2 separate regions of the Homo sapiens genome follow, and region 2 is linked to region 1. The links are chromatin loops, found by intact Hi-C in ENCODE. Cell type or tissue: mammary epithelial cell. All regions are shown on one strand.

Evidence for each region. A loop is a pair of places that touch in the nucleus more often than their neighbours do. Peaks named below come from ENCODE experiments on the same cell type or tissue, not always from the same donor. Only the 100,000 strongest peaks of a DNase experiment are listed, where the experiment ranks them.
Region 2: it touches region 1 in a loop (6-fold over the local background); 3 of 110 quality-filtered maps call a loop at or near these places.

What each region holds. Positions count from the first base shown.
Region 1 is chr2:26,396,895-26,404,894 of GRCh38, forward strand. DRC1 (dynein regulatory complex subunit 1) reads left to right here and starts at 5,026. Exons shown (of 17, transcript NM_145038.5): 1 at 5,026-5,250. The coding sequence starts at 5,096. In mammary epithelial cell, no CTCF peak of the experiment used is centred here; DNase peaks (open chromatin) are centred at 4,007 and 5,017; H3K4me3 peaks cover 262 bases; H3K27ac peaks cover 1,071 bases.
Region 2 is chr2:26,574,105-26,582,104 of GRCh38, forward strand. It overlaps CIMIP2C (ciliary microtubule inner protein 2C), which reads left to right. Exons shown (of 4, transcript NM_001105519.3): 2 at 1,798-2,071; 3 at 3,412-3,524; 4 at 5,190-5,420. The coding sequence ends at 5,334. CIB4 (calcium and integrin binding family member 4) reads right to left here. Exons shown (of 7, transcript NM_001029881.3): 7 at 7,101-7,289. The coding sequence ends at 7,259. Among named protein-coding and RNA genes, the nearest start is that of CIMIP2C, 16 kb to the left of the region's middle. RefSeq lists an enhancer at 2,154-2,728. In mammary epithelial cell, a CTCF peak has its summit at 3,908 (motif pointing left); no DNase peak of the experiment used is centred here.

The DNA.
Region 1 (8,000 bases):
CCTCCCGAGTGCCTGATGACACATACCAGGTAGATACTACGTAACCACTCTTGGGGCTACCAAAACTTAAAAAAAAACCCTATGCCCCCAAAGGGTCTTGCTTCTCTTCCCACTCTCATCTTTTTTCCTCTGTTCACAAATTTCCTGAAAGAAAACTTTACAACTGCTCCTTCAATTTTCTTCTTCTTTTCATTCTGAGAGTTTTCTTAAAACCTCCCAAAGTTTTCATACAATGGCTGTTTCTTAGTCATGTTCAACTCTGCAAACTTTGAAGAAAGAGCTTTTTACTTTTTTCTAAGCCTTAGTTTCCTCATCTATAAAATGGGATCAATATTACCACTATTACACCATGTGAAGGATTGAATGAGGATAATGCATGCAGGGTGTTTAGCACAGTCAGTGGACTAAGGTAGGTGCTTGGTTTCTACTAATATCTAGTTCTCTGTCTTTTTTCTTTGAACTTTTTTTCTAAACCATGTGACACAGCTCATGACTTCCATGCCTCCTCCCCTCTCTTTCCTCCTTCATGCCTTTTGAGGCAGTATATGAAGATGATGGTAAGGCAGTTCCCCAAATTAAAAATTGGTAAGATTGCCTTCTCAGAATCTAATTAGTAAAATTCACACAAATCGAAAGATAGAAATAACCTAAGAAGTTGTCTAAATGATGAATTTGTCAGCATCCTCACATTCCAATTAAGGTGAGTTAGTGTAAACTTATTGGATGTAGAATTAAGTGTGACTAGACTTAGTAAGATATAAAATCAAATCTGTTCATCCTTCTTGTTTTGAAAAAAGGCTATAAAAGCTGAAGGTGGATGCCCACATACCTTCCTTAGCAAGGGAAGCCCATATAGCCAGATTCCTCAAAAACCTACTCAGGGATGAGGAACTCGACTGTGCTTGTGGCAGATTATCCCCATTGTGAGCCTCTGAACCATGGCAGTCAGTCCTACATATCAAGGGACTTCCCAGTCAGAGTTTGATCCTCTTTGTGACCAGCACATCTCTGTGGGCTGATCTACACGAAAGGCACGAAAATGCACACTGCCCTGTGTGATGGTTGTACTTGCTTGCTAAAAGAAATTCTATGTTTTTCTTTTGTGAGCTTGTTAGTATGAGCCAGCCAGGCTTTTGTATGAGCTTTTTTTTTTTTTTTTTTTTTTTTTTTTTTTTTTTGTGAGATGGAGTCTTGCTGTGTCACCCAGGCTAGAGCGCAATCTCTGCTCACTGCAACCTCTGCCTCCCGGGTTCAAGCGATTCTCCTGCCTCAGCCTCCTGAGTAGCTGGAGTTACAGGCATGCACCACCACACCCAGCTAATTTTTGTGTTTTTAGTAGAGATGGGGTTTCACCATGTTGGTCAGGCTGGTCTCGAACTTGACCTCGTGATCCACCCACCTTGGCCTCCCAAAGTGCTGGGATTATAGACATGAGCCACCGTGCCCGGCCTGTATGAGCTTATTAGTATGAACCAGCATTGCCTACCAGTTGAGGACCACACTCTAGATGCTGGTCAGTCATCAAGGTGAATGGACATCACCTGCCTCCCTTCCCCAAGTCCCTCTCATCTATAACAGCCCTACTTGCCTGCCTCACTCTCTTGGGGGTCTCCTGTTATTTCTCTTACAAAAACATGAATAAATAAGCTTTATGTTTTATTGAGTCAAAAGGGATTTATCCTCATTGTAAACATTTTTTTTTAATCTTCAGGGAATCTGAAAATCACCCATAAGCCCACCCCTGAGGGATATTGACTACTTTGTGGTATTCCCCCTGTTTTTCTTGTGTACTACTGTCTACATTTCAAATCAAACTCGGCTTAGGCTCTATATTGTGCTGCCTGCCTCTTCCCTTTCTCATGTAATGTATCTTGGATGTCTTTCTAGGTCACCTTTATTCTTGTGTTAGAGAATCCCATGATTCTTTTATCGGTTCCCCTATTGATGGATTTTGTCATATCTAGTTTTTTAATATTACAAGTAACTGGAATGGACATACAGATACATCTATATACGTTTCTTTCAAAAAAAGTTTGTTGAGCACTTACTACATATCAAATATTGTGCTAGGTGCTATGTATAAAATACCGAATAAAACTGATATAGTTGTGACCCCAATGAGCTATAGCTAGATCCATGATCTCCTTGTGATGATCTTTAAACTAGAATTGCCTAGTGAATGGATATGCTAATTTATTTTTGTGTGTATACAAATAAATATGTTTTTATCTAGTTTTTTCAGTTTTTAACAATTTTCTAAATTTAACTCACTTATGAACTATTTACAAAGGCATGGAAAATTAAGCATGCATTTTCCCATTTATATTTAATCATAATTCATTACATGTCTTCTGACTTTCTTGTTTAGTGGTTTTTCTTTGTCTCTTTGTTTCATTCCTTTGACCTCTACAACCACAGTTGTCTGCCCCATGAAAATATTTCTTCCTCTCTCTGTCCTTTGTTCAGTTTAAAAAATTTTTAGTATTTAAAAAAATTCGGCAGGCCGGGCGGAGTGGCTCATGCCTGTAATCCTGGCACTTTGGGAGGCCGAGGCGGGTGGATCGCCTGAGGTCAGGAGTCTGAGATCACCCTGGCCAACATGGTAAAACCCTGTCTCTACTAAAAATACAATAAACATTAGCTGGGCATGGTGGCACACGCCTGTAGTCCCAGCTACTTGGGAAGTTGAGGAAGGAGGATCGCTCGAACCCAGGAGGTAGAGGTTGCAGTGAGCCAAGACTATGCCACTGCACTCCAGCCTGGGCAATTGAGCAAGACGCTGTCTCAAAAAAAAAAAAAAAAAAAAAAAGGAAATAATAGTTATATATGTTTATGGGGTACATAGTAATATTTCAATCCATATAATGTATAGTGATCAGGTCTGGTAATTAGCATGCCTATCAGCTCAAACATTTGTCATTTCTTTGTGTTGGGAATGCTCAATATCCTCGTTGCTATTTGAAACTATGTTATTGACTATAGTCACCCTCCAGTGGTGCAGAACACTAGAACCTGTCATTTTGTATCCTTTAACAAATCTCTCCCTATTCCACCCTTTACCCTAGTATGCCAATTTAAACAGTTAATAGATTTTGGCAAACTGTCCTCCTAGGAGGTCCCTTTCCAGCGGTGAGTGAAAGTGTTTCCCACACCAGTGAAAAAGGTTTATTACATAATTGAGGCTGCCTGTGGGAGCAAAGAGGGCCTCCCAGCTGGTCAGAAAATGGCTAGAGAGAGCCAGGAAAGGAGACAAGCTTGGGGCTTTTATTGTGGTTAAGGGGTGAGGCTGGGAGGAGGGTATCCTGTGCACGCAGATGAAATCTGCCAGCACCAAAAAGAGCACCTAGGCTTTTTTTAACAGCTTGCCCAGATGTGGAGAAGAAAGAGGGAGTGCTGCGTAAAAGCTGCCAGCAGCCAAATGTCAGCAGCAAAAAATGGAGTCAGATTTCTTATATAAAAAGATGTTGGAAGTGGTATCAGAACAGTGCAGGGCCAAGTATCTCACTGGTCACTCTTCATGGGTTTGTATGGTACCTTTGCTCTCACTTACCTCTTGTGCAACAGCTGATTCCCCCTGACTTTCTCATGGTATCCCACTCCCAGGCATAGACATGCGCATGCACACATGCTTGTTTCTGTCCTTACGGATAGTGGAAACATGAACCAGGACCTGGACGAGTTTTTGGTCAGAGCTGTATCATGGCTCCTAGGAGAGTTTAATACTTTAGGTTTCAACCAAAGGAGACAGAGATCTGGCAGAAGGCCCTGAAGCCTAGAAGCAAGTACCCCCGCTCCTACCACCACCACCTAGGCAGGTGTGAGACAAGGATCCAGGCAGCTGCTGTTAGACTCTATAGCTGTTGGATGGTTTTGGCATTCCTAAACCTCTCTACTGCTTGCAAACGTGGAAGAACTGATTTTAAAAACCCACTCCATTTGCCTCTGGGCAGTTCTTACTCACAAAGGACGGGTCGTCTTGGCCGCACAGTTGTCTGTGGGTTGCATCATTTAACAGCTGAGAAAATGCTCCTCAAGAAGTTGTGACTTGCCCAAGGTGGCAGGGCAGGGCTAGGACTAGTACTCACCCTTTCTCACTGCTCATCCAGTGCCCTTAATTCCCCACGGGCTAATGGGACAGAACCCTGTTAAATGGTATCCAGTTTTTGTTTGGTTGGTTGGTTGGGTTTTTTTGAGACAGAGTCTTGCTCTATTGCTCAGGATGGAGTGCAGTGGCTCGATCTCGGCTCACTGCAACATCCACCTCCCAGATTCAAGCGATTCTCCTGCCTCAGCTTCCCGAGTAGCTGGGATTATGGGTGCCCACCACCATACCCAGCTAATTTTTGTATTTTTAGTAGAGACGGGGTTTCATCATGTTCACCAGGCTGGTCTCAAACTCCTGACCTCAAGTGATCTGTCCACCTCGGCCTCCCAAAGTGTTGGGAGGCTGAGGCATGAGCCAGCGCGCCAGGTTTTAATTCTCAATGAGAACACTATTTTTGTTGACAATGAGACGCCCAGAAGATAGCGCCTTTCTGGGGACAGTTGAGAATTTAATAGTGCTTCCGCATTTCTAACTTTTATCCCTCCCCCCTCCCACGGACTGTTTTCCTCTATTCCACTTTTCCTCTTTCATAAGTATTTGATTGCAGGTTGGTATCCTGTATCCAAGCACAGCGCTTGGCATCGAGTAGGCGCTCAATTTTATTTGGTGAATATGAGTTGGAGGAATATTTGATGAATGAATGGAAGATGAATTAATCATCAGGGTCAGCAAGTGATGAACCACAACTTGGTCCAGTTCTTTAGTCCTCTAGTCTCCTGGTGAGACTCCACAGCTCCGCTAACACGACCGGGCCTTCGTGGGCCTGACAACAGACCTGACATCCCACGGGCGGGAGAGGCGTCAGCCCGAGGCTGGGATGCTCGGCCGGAACGGCGGCTGGCGGCAGGCTGGGCCCAGGGAGCTGCGCGCGCAACCACTCGGGCTGTGGCTCCGGTGACCGCTCTCCCTGGCAACGGTTTGTTCCTAGCAACCAGCCTGAGGTCTGGAGGTGGTGCGGAGGGAGCCGCCTAGGGACCAGGGACTCCTGCCATGAATCCGCCGGGGTCCCTAGAGGCCCTGGACCCGAACGTGGACGAGCACTTGTCCACCCAGATTCTCGCGCCCTCGGTCCACTCCGACAACTCTCAGGAGCGCATCCAGGCCCGGCGCCTCCGCATCGCTGCGCGCTTAGAAGCCCGGAGGCGGTGAGCGCGGGGGCGGGCGGGGCGGGATCCGCGCCGCAGGAGCCGGAGAAGGGCTGGTTTCCTGATGAAATAGAAACATTTCTTCGGGAAGGTTCAGGCAGAGTATGGGAAAGTAAAACGCTGGGCCGGTGCCGTGGCGCGCGCCTGTCATCCCAGCACTTAGGGAGGCCGAGGCGGGCCGATCACTGGAGCCCAGGAGTTGGAGATGGTCAACCTGGGCAGCATAGAGAGACCCCATCTCTATAAAACATCAAACAATTAATCGGGCGTGGTGGCGTTCGACTGTGGTCTGCACATGGCATCTTTTCCACTACGGACACCTCCAAACCACAGGGTCTGCTGGATCATGTGGCCCAAGTAGCCTGGCTGCTTACACTGTGGCCTGGGTCCTTTCTTGTTCCAGGCACCACTCAAAGCTGGCAGCTTTTTGTGTCAGCCTGAATAATATTCCTAAGTGCGGGATGTATTGTCTCTAGGACCCAAAGTGGCCTAAGAGGCATTGAGTTTCCTTCTCTGTAGAGGATGCAAAATGCAGTAGATTTGTTTTTTACTTGATAGGCTATCCCAGCATCCCACTGACCACTGGACCCCTACAAACTTGAATGACATGGCAGTCCCTGGGCCTTCATAGGGTTGATTGCCCACCGTCTGGAGCACACATGTCTTACCAAGCCCTGCAGTGTGTTTCCATCACTCGCTCACCCTGGCTGATTGCTGCGGGGCCATCAGTGGAATGCAGGGGCCGGCAAACCCTTTCAGTAAAGGGCCAAATAGTAAATATTTTAGGCTTTTCGGATCATATGGCCTCTTTCCTAGCTGCTCAATTGCCATTGTATTGCAAAAGCAGCCACAGGCAAGACATAAACAAATGGGCATGACTGTGTTCCAATAAAGCTTTATTTATGGACACTGAAATTTGAATTTCATATACTGTTCATGTATCACAAAATAGCCTTCTTTTGATAAAAAATAATAATAAACTTTATTTTTTAGAGCAGTTTTTAGGACCACAGCAAAACTGATCAAAAAGTATAGCATTCGCATATACTCCCTGCCCCCACACATGCACAGCTACTGTCAACATCCTGCACTGGAGGGCACATTTGTAACAATATATGAACCTTGGCGCATCGTTATCACTTGAACTCCATTGTTTACCTTAGGGTTTCTTTTTGGTGTTGTACATCCTATGGGTTTGGATAAATTTATGGTGACACGAGCCCACCAGTATAGTATTATACCAAATATTTTTACTGCCCTAAAAATCCCCTGTGCTCTGCTTATTCATCCTAGTCTTTTTTTAACCATTTATTTATTAACCATTTAGAATTGTAAAAATCATTTAAAATTGTAAAAACCATTTAAAATTGTAAAAAATCGTAGCTCATGCCTGTAATCCCAGCACTTTGGGAGGCCAAGGCAGGAGGATCACCTGAGGTCAGGAGTTCAAGACCAGCCTGGCCAACATGGCGAAACCCTGTCTGTACTAAAAATACAAAAATTAGCCAGGTGTGGTGGCAGGCACCTGTAATCTCAGCTACTTGGGAGGCTGAGGCAGGAGAATTGCTCGAACCTGGGAGGCAGAGGTTGCAGTGAGCTGAGATAGCGCCACTGCACTCCAGCCTGGGTGACAAGCACAAAACTCCATCTCAAAAAAAAAAAAAAAAAAAATTGGGCCGGGCGCAGTGGCTCATGCCTGTAATCCCAAAACTTTGGGAGGCTGAGGCGGGCGGGATCACGAGGTCAGGAGTTTGAGACCAGCCTGACCGACATGGTGAAACCCTGTCTCTATTAAAAATACAAAAATTAGCCAGGCATGGTGGCGCGCGCCTGTAATCCCAGCTACTCAGGAGACTGAGGCAGGAGAATCGCTTGAACCCAGGAGGCGGAGGTTGCAGTGAGCTGAGATCGTGCCATTGCACTCCAGCCTGGGCGACAGAGCGAGACTCTGTCTCAAAAAAAAAAAATTGTAAAAATCATTATTTGCCTGGAAGCCATACAAAAACAGGTGGTGGACTGGATCTGTCCCACAGGCCATAGTTTGCCAGTGCTGAAGTAATGGATCATTGTGATGTTCTCTGGGATATCCAGATGTCCCTGATATATTCAGAATATATTATGACAGAGATCAGGAGAACTACCATGGTCCTGTGAGTGTGACCGACTTGTGAGTGTATATCATTGTCTGTTCCATGTAAATGTGAACTTCCTGATTATTTTTCCTGATTGAGGTAGAAAAGCATGCATTTGGCCCAATCAGTAGCCACACATACTGTGCCTGAGGCTGTACAAATTTGCTCTAGTGAAGCTTACCACACTTGCATAGATGCTGTGTTCAGGAGTGCTACCTGTGGAGCTTCTGGTAGTTGACAGTCACTTTCTAGGATCCAGTTTCTGCAGGTGCCAGACCCATGAATTAAAAGGAGATTCAATAGGGATCACCATTCCTGCATCGTTGAGATACTTCAGGGTGGCACTAATCCCCACCAACACCCCTGGGTGGCAATATTTTTTTTTGTGTACTGAGGTGCAGTTTCAGAGATGTCCTTTTGGCCTTCCCCACTATGGTAGCTCTATTTATAGGCCAAGGAGTGGAGTTTTTCAAACTTCTAAGTATGTAGGTCCCAATTATACTTTTGGCCATTAGAGACATGATTGCTGGCTGAGTCCACAGACTTGGCAGACCCTCTGTAAGTAGGACTTTGCCTCCCCTGTGTCCTCACTCTAAGTGGGTGGGAGCATGCTTTGGG
Region 2 (8,000 bases), 180 kb after region 1:
GTGAGAGTAGGGGACGGAGTTACATCTAGATGGCTGCGATGACTCTGCAGGACTGGGATGTAGAGGAGGTGATGGGGCTGGAGAGCTGGGCCCGGGTCAGATCACAGATGGCCTCGAATGCCACGCCGAGGATCTGACTCTGGACTAAAGTTCAGTCTGCTGGAGAAGGGATTGCAGGGGCAGGGGTCTGGTGCAGTTAGAACAGTGAGGTTGTTATGACCACAGGCCAGGTACAAGGGCACATGGCTGGGCTCAGGTGGTGCAGATGGAGCTACAGGACTTGGTGACTGACTAGATGTGGGTGAGGTGGATGCCTCAGTTTCTGACTTGGATGGCTAGGGGGAAATTTTCACAGAGATGGGACCAGACTGTCAGGGAAGGTGGGGGTGGGAGATCAAGCCTGGGAGACATCCAAGGGATATGTCTGGTGTGCAATTGTACATAGCAGCCTAAGGCTTGGAGAGAACTCCCAGGCGGGAGCTGTGGACTGGGTTCATCTGCACACAGGAGGTGGCTACGGCCATGGCATGGCTGCCATCACCCAAGACAGACCCCGGAGGTTCACCAGTGTTTAAGAGGCGGGCAGAGGAGAAGGCTCATGAAGGTGTGGTCAGAGATGTTGGCAAAAGCAACAGAAAGGAGCAAAGGTGTCATCCAAACCAACAGCAGCGTTTCAGGAAGGGAGAGGTGGGTGATGCCCTGTGCTACTGGAAGGCCCAGCAAGACAGAGCATGTCCACCGACCTGCAGCAGCAAGAGCACAGGCGGCCTTGGGAAGAGCGATTTCAAGGGCCTCATGGAGCAGAAGTCAGACCCCAGAGAGTGAGGCATGCATGGGGGCACAGGGCCGTGCTGCTCGGCAAGCTTCCGCATTGGCCGCGAGTCTGGCGCCTGTACTCTCTGGGTGTTGTTGACTCTCCCTTGCTTTGTTAAAACAAGTCTTTAGCTCTTGGAGCGAGTCTCATTTAACCAAGGATCTCTAGAGTGCCTGTGTCACCAAGGCCTCCGCTCGCCCATCTCCTGTCCCTCTCCTGGAACCTCCTTGGTCACAGAGGGTGGAAGACTCCTTGTAGGCTCTCAGAGCTCCAGAACCTTAGTCAGCTCTCCAGGCTGTCTGAGTAGCGTGTTGGGAGGCTGCTGTGCTGGGAGCAAGGCTGCGGCGTCCTGAACCTACGCCTTGCTACACCACATCTCCCACCCATCGCTGTTCACTGACCGGGCCCCCCACCCACTTCTCATACTCCCCCTACTCTTTCATGAGATAACTGCAGAATGTGGGAGCCAGAGGAGGCCTTTGCATCTTCAGGCCAACGCCTGAGTAAATGCGGGCCCCTGGAGGGACAGTGATTTGCCTACAGCATTGACTGGGGGGGTATCTGGTGTTCTGGCCCCTGTGTAAGCCCCTGGTCTGGAGAGAGGAGCATCTAGGCAAAGACCTCTGTGGGGAGGGAGAGGCCCAGAGCCCCTTGGACTTGGCCATCCCCAAAGACCTGAGCAGGTCAGTGCACCTGGGGAAGCCTCTTAGGGCCAAAGATGGCCACCGGGCTCCCCTGACTCTGCCCTTCATCTTTTTTTTTCTTAATTGTTATTATGTTTTTATGTAGAGACAGAGTCTCACTGTGTTGCCCAGGCTGGTCTCAGAACTCCTGGGCTCAGGTGTTCTTCCCTCCTCAGCTTTCCAACATGCTGGGATTACAGGCATGAGCCACAGCATCCTCCACTTTTAAGGGCCTCTCTTGGAACAGGCCTGGGGCCCTTCACTGATCTGTGGCTCCACCACCCCCACCGTGATCGGCAGGTACCAGGGCCACGTCCCCACTGTGGCCTTCTCCTTTGGCGCTCCCTACGGCACCACCACCCTCAAGTACTTCCAGGACCACCGCAACAGAGCCATGGAGAAGAGCCACACTCCCTTCAGCCAAGGCGGCCATTTCCCCACCATCTTCTCCACCAACCCCAACCTCCTGCTGATGGAGCGCGCCAGCACCCGGGACCGCTGGCTGCACAAGCCCAGCTACACTCGCTTCAACCTGGACAGCCATCGCTCCACAGAGCTTACGAATTTCTACCAGGTAAGCTGTGTGGGGCTGCCCTGTGGCCTCCCCTCCTGCCCACCTGCCCCCACCACGGGAAGGGAGTGATGGCCAGGGGCCAGGGGGAGACCTCGCACCTGCCACAGTGTCTTGATTTCCTTTCTCAGAGCCCCTGAGCCAGCAGAGAGCATGGTGGGCTTGGCTAAAGGGAGTAAGGAGGCTCAGGACTTTGCCCCTCTGATCTCTCCCCACCTCCCGGGGCTTCAGGACCCCCAACTCCTGCTCACTCCCACTGCCAGTGGAGCTAGGGGTCTCTAGGGACCTGTCTCTAGGCTCCTGCCCTTACCTTCTGCCCCCTGGAGTCTCTTGGATCTGTGGAATGCCATATATTTTGTAGGTGAGTATAAGGTCTAAGATCCACCCACCAGATGAATAACACACGAGCAAAGGCCCCACTACAGCCCCCAGCCCCAGTTCCAGCCCCACGGCATTTATCCACCTGTGTCCTGGAGCCTGCTCACCCCTCCCTGCCCTGCAGCCCCCTGGGGGCATGCTCTGAGTCACTCTCAGCCCCAGCCTGGGCGAGACTGCCCTGCAGGGAGTGAGCTCGAGGAAGGGGACCCACCCACACCCCTGTTGTTCTTGTCCTGCTGTTCAGGCTGGTAAAGCCTCCCTGGATGTGGTTCAGACACATCCCCAGAGACCACAGGTGCATGGGCCTGAGCTGGCCCTTATGCCCTTGGCAGGGATAAGGGTTCATTCTCTCCTGTGTTCCCAAAACCTTACTCTCTCCATCACCTTCTCTCACAAGCCTCCCCCTCTAGCCTGATTGCAAGGACAAGGTGTGTCCTGGCCCCAGGGCAGAGAACTTGTATGAGTAAAGCAGCTTCCTCGGGAGAGGAGGAGGTTGATGCCACCAGCCTCTGAGCCATGTGCGACCATCTCAGGGGGTCTGCCAAAGCCTCTCCCTCCATCTTGGCGCTCAACAGAACATGCCCCGTACAGTGGGGAAGGAGAGGGGGGAGGAAACACAGGCCAGGCGGACATGGTGCCTGTGTGCACAGCAGGTGTGCGTACGCCTGCGGGGCTGGGTTTTTGTACTCAGTCTGAGCTTGTCCCTTGTCTTGTTTACTCTCCATAGCAAAGCTGGTCTGGTGGGTGTCGTTATTCCCATTAGGCAGATGAGAAGTCGTGACTCAGTGAGGACACCCAGCTGGTTGGCAATTGAGTTGGGGCCCCAGCAACTCCGGGACTCCTCCGGGGGCATTAGGGGAGGTGGCCCCCAACCCTGCCCAGGTGCAGCGAGGCATGGACTGCAGGTGCCTGTGGTCAGTCCTGTGCACTAACAACCTGTCATCTCTTCCTTGATTGAACCATAGATGGTCCAGCAGCATCGGAAGTACTATCAAGACAAGACGGGCACAGTGCCTCGAGTCCCCTACTTTGCGATGCCCGTGAGGGAGCCGGAACGGTACCCCCTCCCCACCGTCCTGTGAGTGCCTGCCCTCCCTTCATCTACGCAGTCAAGAAACGCACCCATGGGGCACCTGCTCTCGGCCAGGCATGCACAGCACACAGACTGAGAAATGAGTTGAGGATCTTGCCCTAAAACGTGCAGTGCAGAGAGTGATGGTTACAGAGCAAGGGGGTCAGGGCATTGGCAGCCTCAGGGGGGATGGTGGTAGCCTGAATGGGCGAATCAGGAAGAGTGCTTTCCCGGCCAGATGCACTGGGAGTTTGGGAGAAGCTCCGTAAGCTTAGTGGGCCTGAATCTGCGGACTGATGCCCCGCCTGCAAAGGCAGCCTGGCAGCTACACTAGTCCTAACGTGGGCGCCGATGCAGAGCGCAGTAAGGAGCTGCTGCCCTCTGGTGGATACAGAGGGCACTACACCGAGCAGGAATCTCCCCCGGTCCCGTTCACATTTGGAAAATGTTCTCCTAAGGACTTTCTGTCCATCTAACTAAATAGGAAAGTTCCTTGCCTCCTGCCCCTCTCTGCTTTTATCTAGGAGAGCTCCTTTCTCCAGGGAAGGCCCACTCTGCCCTGAAAGATGACTTGGGTACTGTGGTTTCTGTGCTCTCTCCTTCCTGAAGCGCAGGCAGGGGGATCATTGGCTCACACGAGGTGTCCTGGAGTGGGGTAGGGTGGTGGGTGGTGCCTGGCCTGGGAGGTCAGTGGATAGAGCTTGGGATTTAGCTCCATGCCAACCACTCCCGGCTTGCCTCAGAGTCCTAAGATTCACCATCATCCTTACTGATAAAACAGCATCTGTTTTCATAAGTTTAATGGTTTTTAAAGAAACAGGCTTCACTGCATCTAAAAGTTCCTTTTTGCAAGTCAGACAGGATCATTTTACAAAAAAGGGAACGTGAGGCTCATTGATCGCCTGGGGAACTTGTGCTGCGTGGCCTGGATGGTTGGAGGCAGAGCTTGGAAAGGAAGCAGCATCTCCCATCACCACCTCTAGGACTCGGGGGCTCTCTCTAATCTTGGAATGGCTCTGAGCCAGTCCATCCCTAGAGTATAGTGGGACTCTCCTGGGGACAGGTATCCTCTTGAGATGGCTCTGGCCAGGATCTGCCCCCCATCCCCATCACTGTGGGGAGAGCGGGACATCTCAACTCTGTTCCTTCTTCAGGTTGCCTGGCCACTTGCACTGCTGCTGACAGTTTCACAACGAACGCAAAGGGCCAACCAGGTGGTTGGGAGAAGAGGGTCAGTGACAGGCCTGGGGCAAGCCCCTCCCTCCCGGAATCCCCTCCATCAGCACCATCACCATTTCTTAGAACATTTGTTGTGTGTTTACTCCTTGTCCAGAGCTTCACATGCATTACTGCATTTATTCCTCAAGTCAAAGCTAAGAGGGGGATACCACCACTGGGCCATTCTTAAATATGCACACTTCTAGCAGGAGTTAGGACCAGAGTCCGTCCCAGGTCTGTCTGACATCTGTGTCCTCACTCTTAACCACTGTGCCATTATGTAAATACAGGTTATTCCCACCCCAAGTCCAGGGGGACTTATCAGGTGTTAAACTGACGAGTAGCCGGCAGGTCAGCTTGAGCTGGAAAGTGGGCACGTGGGGCTGTGGGTGGGCACGCACCACCTTCCTTCCCTGGCACACTGCATAACACCAGTCCCATCCTCACCCCTAGGCCTCCTCTGTGCCCAAAGAAGAAGTGGCACCTTTTAAGACTAGCCCCCGAGAACCTGAAGACCTACCAGACCTTCCCATCAGGGAAGAGGGTCTCTCCACAGGAGCGGAAAAAGAGAGACTGCTACTTTGAGTTCAGAGCATGAGACTTTTAGTTCAGAGCAGAGCCTGATGCCTGAGATCCTGGGTCGTGACCAGCCTGGCTTGCTTGGAATAAAATCTTTAGCCATGACCATGCTACCCATCTCTCCTCTGGATCCCAGGGACACTCGGCCACAGCAGGAAATGCCCCCTGAAGGTCACACAGCATTGTGTCCTGAGGGCCTGCGGAAAGCTCTGTCCCAGGGACTCAAGCCAAGGAAAAGTGGTGTCCGGCTACCTGGCAGGTCCAGCTACCTTCTCCCCAAGGTGGGGCAAATGGAGTTGAGGAATGTAGGGTTCCCTAGTCTTAGTGGCAGGTCACTCAGGTACAGAGACCTCCCACCAGATTCCACTGGTATAAGCAAGGAAGTCCAATTGCGCCGGTCTAAGAATGAAGGGGAAATGACCCCAGAATAATTGCACTGGGTGTGATTGGAAAGGAATTTTCATCAGAGCCCTGACTTGGCGTCGTTTTGTCCACACGATCACTTGTGAGGGAAGAGGTGTTATTATCCCCACTTTACTGATAAAGATATTGAGGCTCAGAGAAGGTGAGAAAGTTGCCCAAGCTTACATAGTTGGGAAGTAACACAGCCAGAATTTGAATTCAGGTCTTTCTGACTCCCAAGCCCTGGTTTTTCCACGACACAGCCTGCTTGTGGTCCATGTGGAGACTGAGGGGCGGGGAAGACATAAACCTGGGGATCCTGAAGGAGTCTGTGGAGGGCGGAGCCTGGGAGAAGAAGCTGTGTGCAGCAGGCACCTTCTGCATTCTGCCTAGGCTGGCTTGGTAGGGTGGATGCAGCATCTACCCCTGAAGCTGTTTCTAGAAGACGATGGGAGGGAATGACCTAGGACCAGACAACTCTTCCAGGAATCCCTATGTTTCGGGGCCCCAGGCCGGAAGTGGATGCTGGGCATGGGTGCTGAAGCCACATGCCTGGGGTGGTCTTTGAGGGTCTGGAGGGTCTGCTCCCACAAGGCTGCTGCTTCCTACCTCCCAGGAGGCTCCTGCCTGCTGGGGCAGGGGTGGGACGGGGGTGAGAGCCCCTCAGTGACAGGATCTGGGATGGGGACCTTAGACCAAGGCGGGGACCTTCTCCAACATTCCAGCACCTCTTAGATTTGATCAAGGGCCCTCCATTAAGGGACAAGGCCCTTATTGTCCTTCAATGGGTGAATCAGGACCTAACTGCAAGGGGAACACAGCCCGGTTCAAGTACACCTGGGGCTGAAGCAGCCCCTCCTCTGTAGCCAGCGATTAGACACCTCCCCCAGGACAGTGTAAATAAGAAAAACCCAATGGGGGGCTTCTTCTGTGTCTCAAAGTCCCTGAGGAGCTGGACCCCAAAGGCTGTCTGTGGTGGCCAAATTCATTCCAGGGCTTGGCTGAATAGCAAAGCAAATAAACTCTAATTGCTGGTCCCACAATCAGGGCCAAGATGCCTTCTCCCTCAGAAGGGGAGTGGGGAGCCGGGCACCGGCTGGAATGGCTGCTATGTGCACGTCTCTGTGCAGCTGTGAACTGTGAGGTGCTGGGGGTCGGGGGTTTTGATGAAGGGAGGGAAGGACATGTATCTTGCTAGGGACCTTCATCCCATTTGGCTTGGCCCCCTGCTATGACATGGGTTGAGATTTGAACTATTCCCTCAGAAAGATTGCCACCCCAGCCTGCTTGACATCGCTGGCACACTGAAGCCCTGGAAAGGGCAGTTCTTAATAAAAAGTACCATGTATGACCCTGCATTTAAAAAGCGATGATCTGATGGGCTAAGGAAAAGCTTTTTCTTTTATCTAATAAACAATATTCTAGAGGTGAGTGTGGGCCCAGTACAAAGTCATACTTCAAACCAGCTCCCTCCAGTGCTGGAGGGGGTTCGATTCCTGTGGTCTCCCTCGAGGCTGCCATGTCAGGTGTTTGCCGCTACATCAGCATCCCCAGAAGTGAATCCGAAAGGAGCTGAAAGAAAGAATCCCGTGAGCCATGTGAGCCCGCAGGTCCAAGGGGCCCTCTGACTCCTGGGTTCACAGTAGTCCTGGAGGCTCCCTCCCCGGCCTGCATCTCGTGTCCCTTTCTCTGGGTGACGGCCACTTTGCAGCCATCCCAAAGCAACCCCAAACCTTCTTTAAGCTTCTTTCAGCATCACCCCAAGGCAAAGGCAGGGCACCAGAAGGAACCTTGTGGTGCTCGAATCAGTGGAAAGAAATGGAAGAGATTCAAAGAGAAACTCTGAGCAGTCGGGGTGCCAGCTTCAATTATGTGCTGGGCTGTGACAGAACAAGAGGAGTTAGCTTTGGCTGGGGTGGTCCCAAGTGTGCATCCTTAGAGAGGGGCCACCCAGGCCACAGGCCCTAGCAGGCCTGTTGGAATGAGGAGCCCCCTCCTCATCCAGGCAGTCAGAAGAGGGGAGGACCCCTGACCATGGCCACTCAGATTCTGTCTCTGGGGATTTGGAGTCAGAGCTGAGAGGTGTTACTCAGGAGTCACTGAAAGTCACTCAAGACCAAGGAGGTATAAACTTGACCACTGCAGGGAGGCCGTGCATGGTCTTATGTCTGACAAAGCGGAGACAGCTGGTGCACAGCACAGAGTGAGCGTGGAGGGGCGATGGGAGGCAGAGACGTTGGCACAGAGGGACCCAGCAGCCCCGGGCTCCTGCCCTGGTGCTGG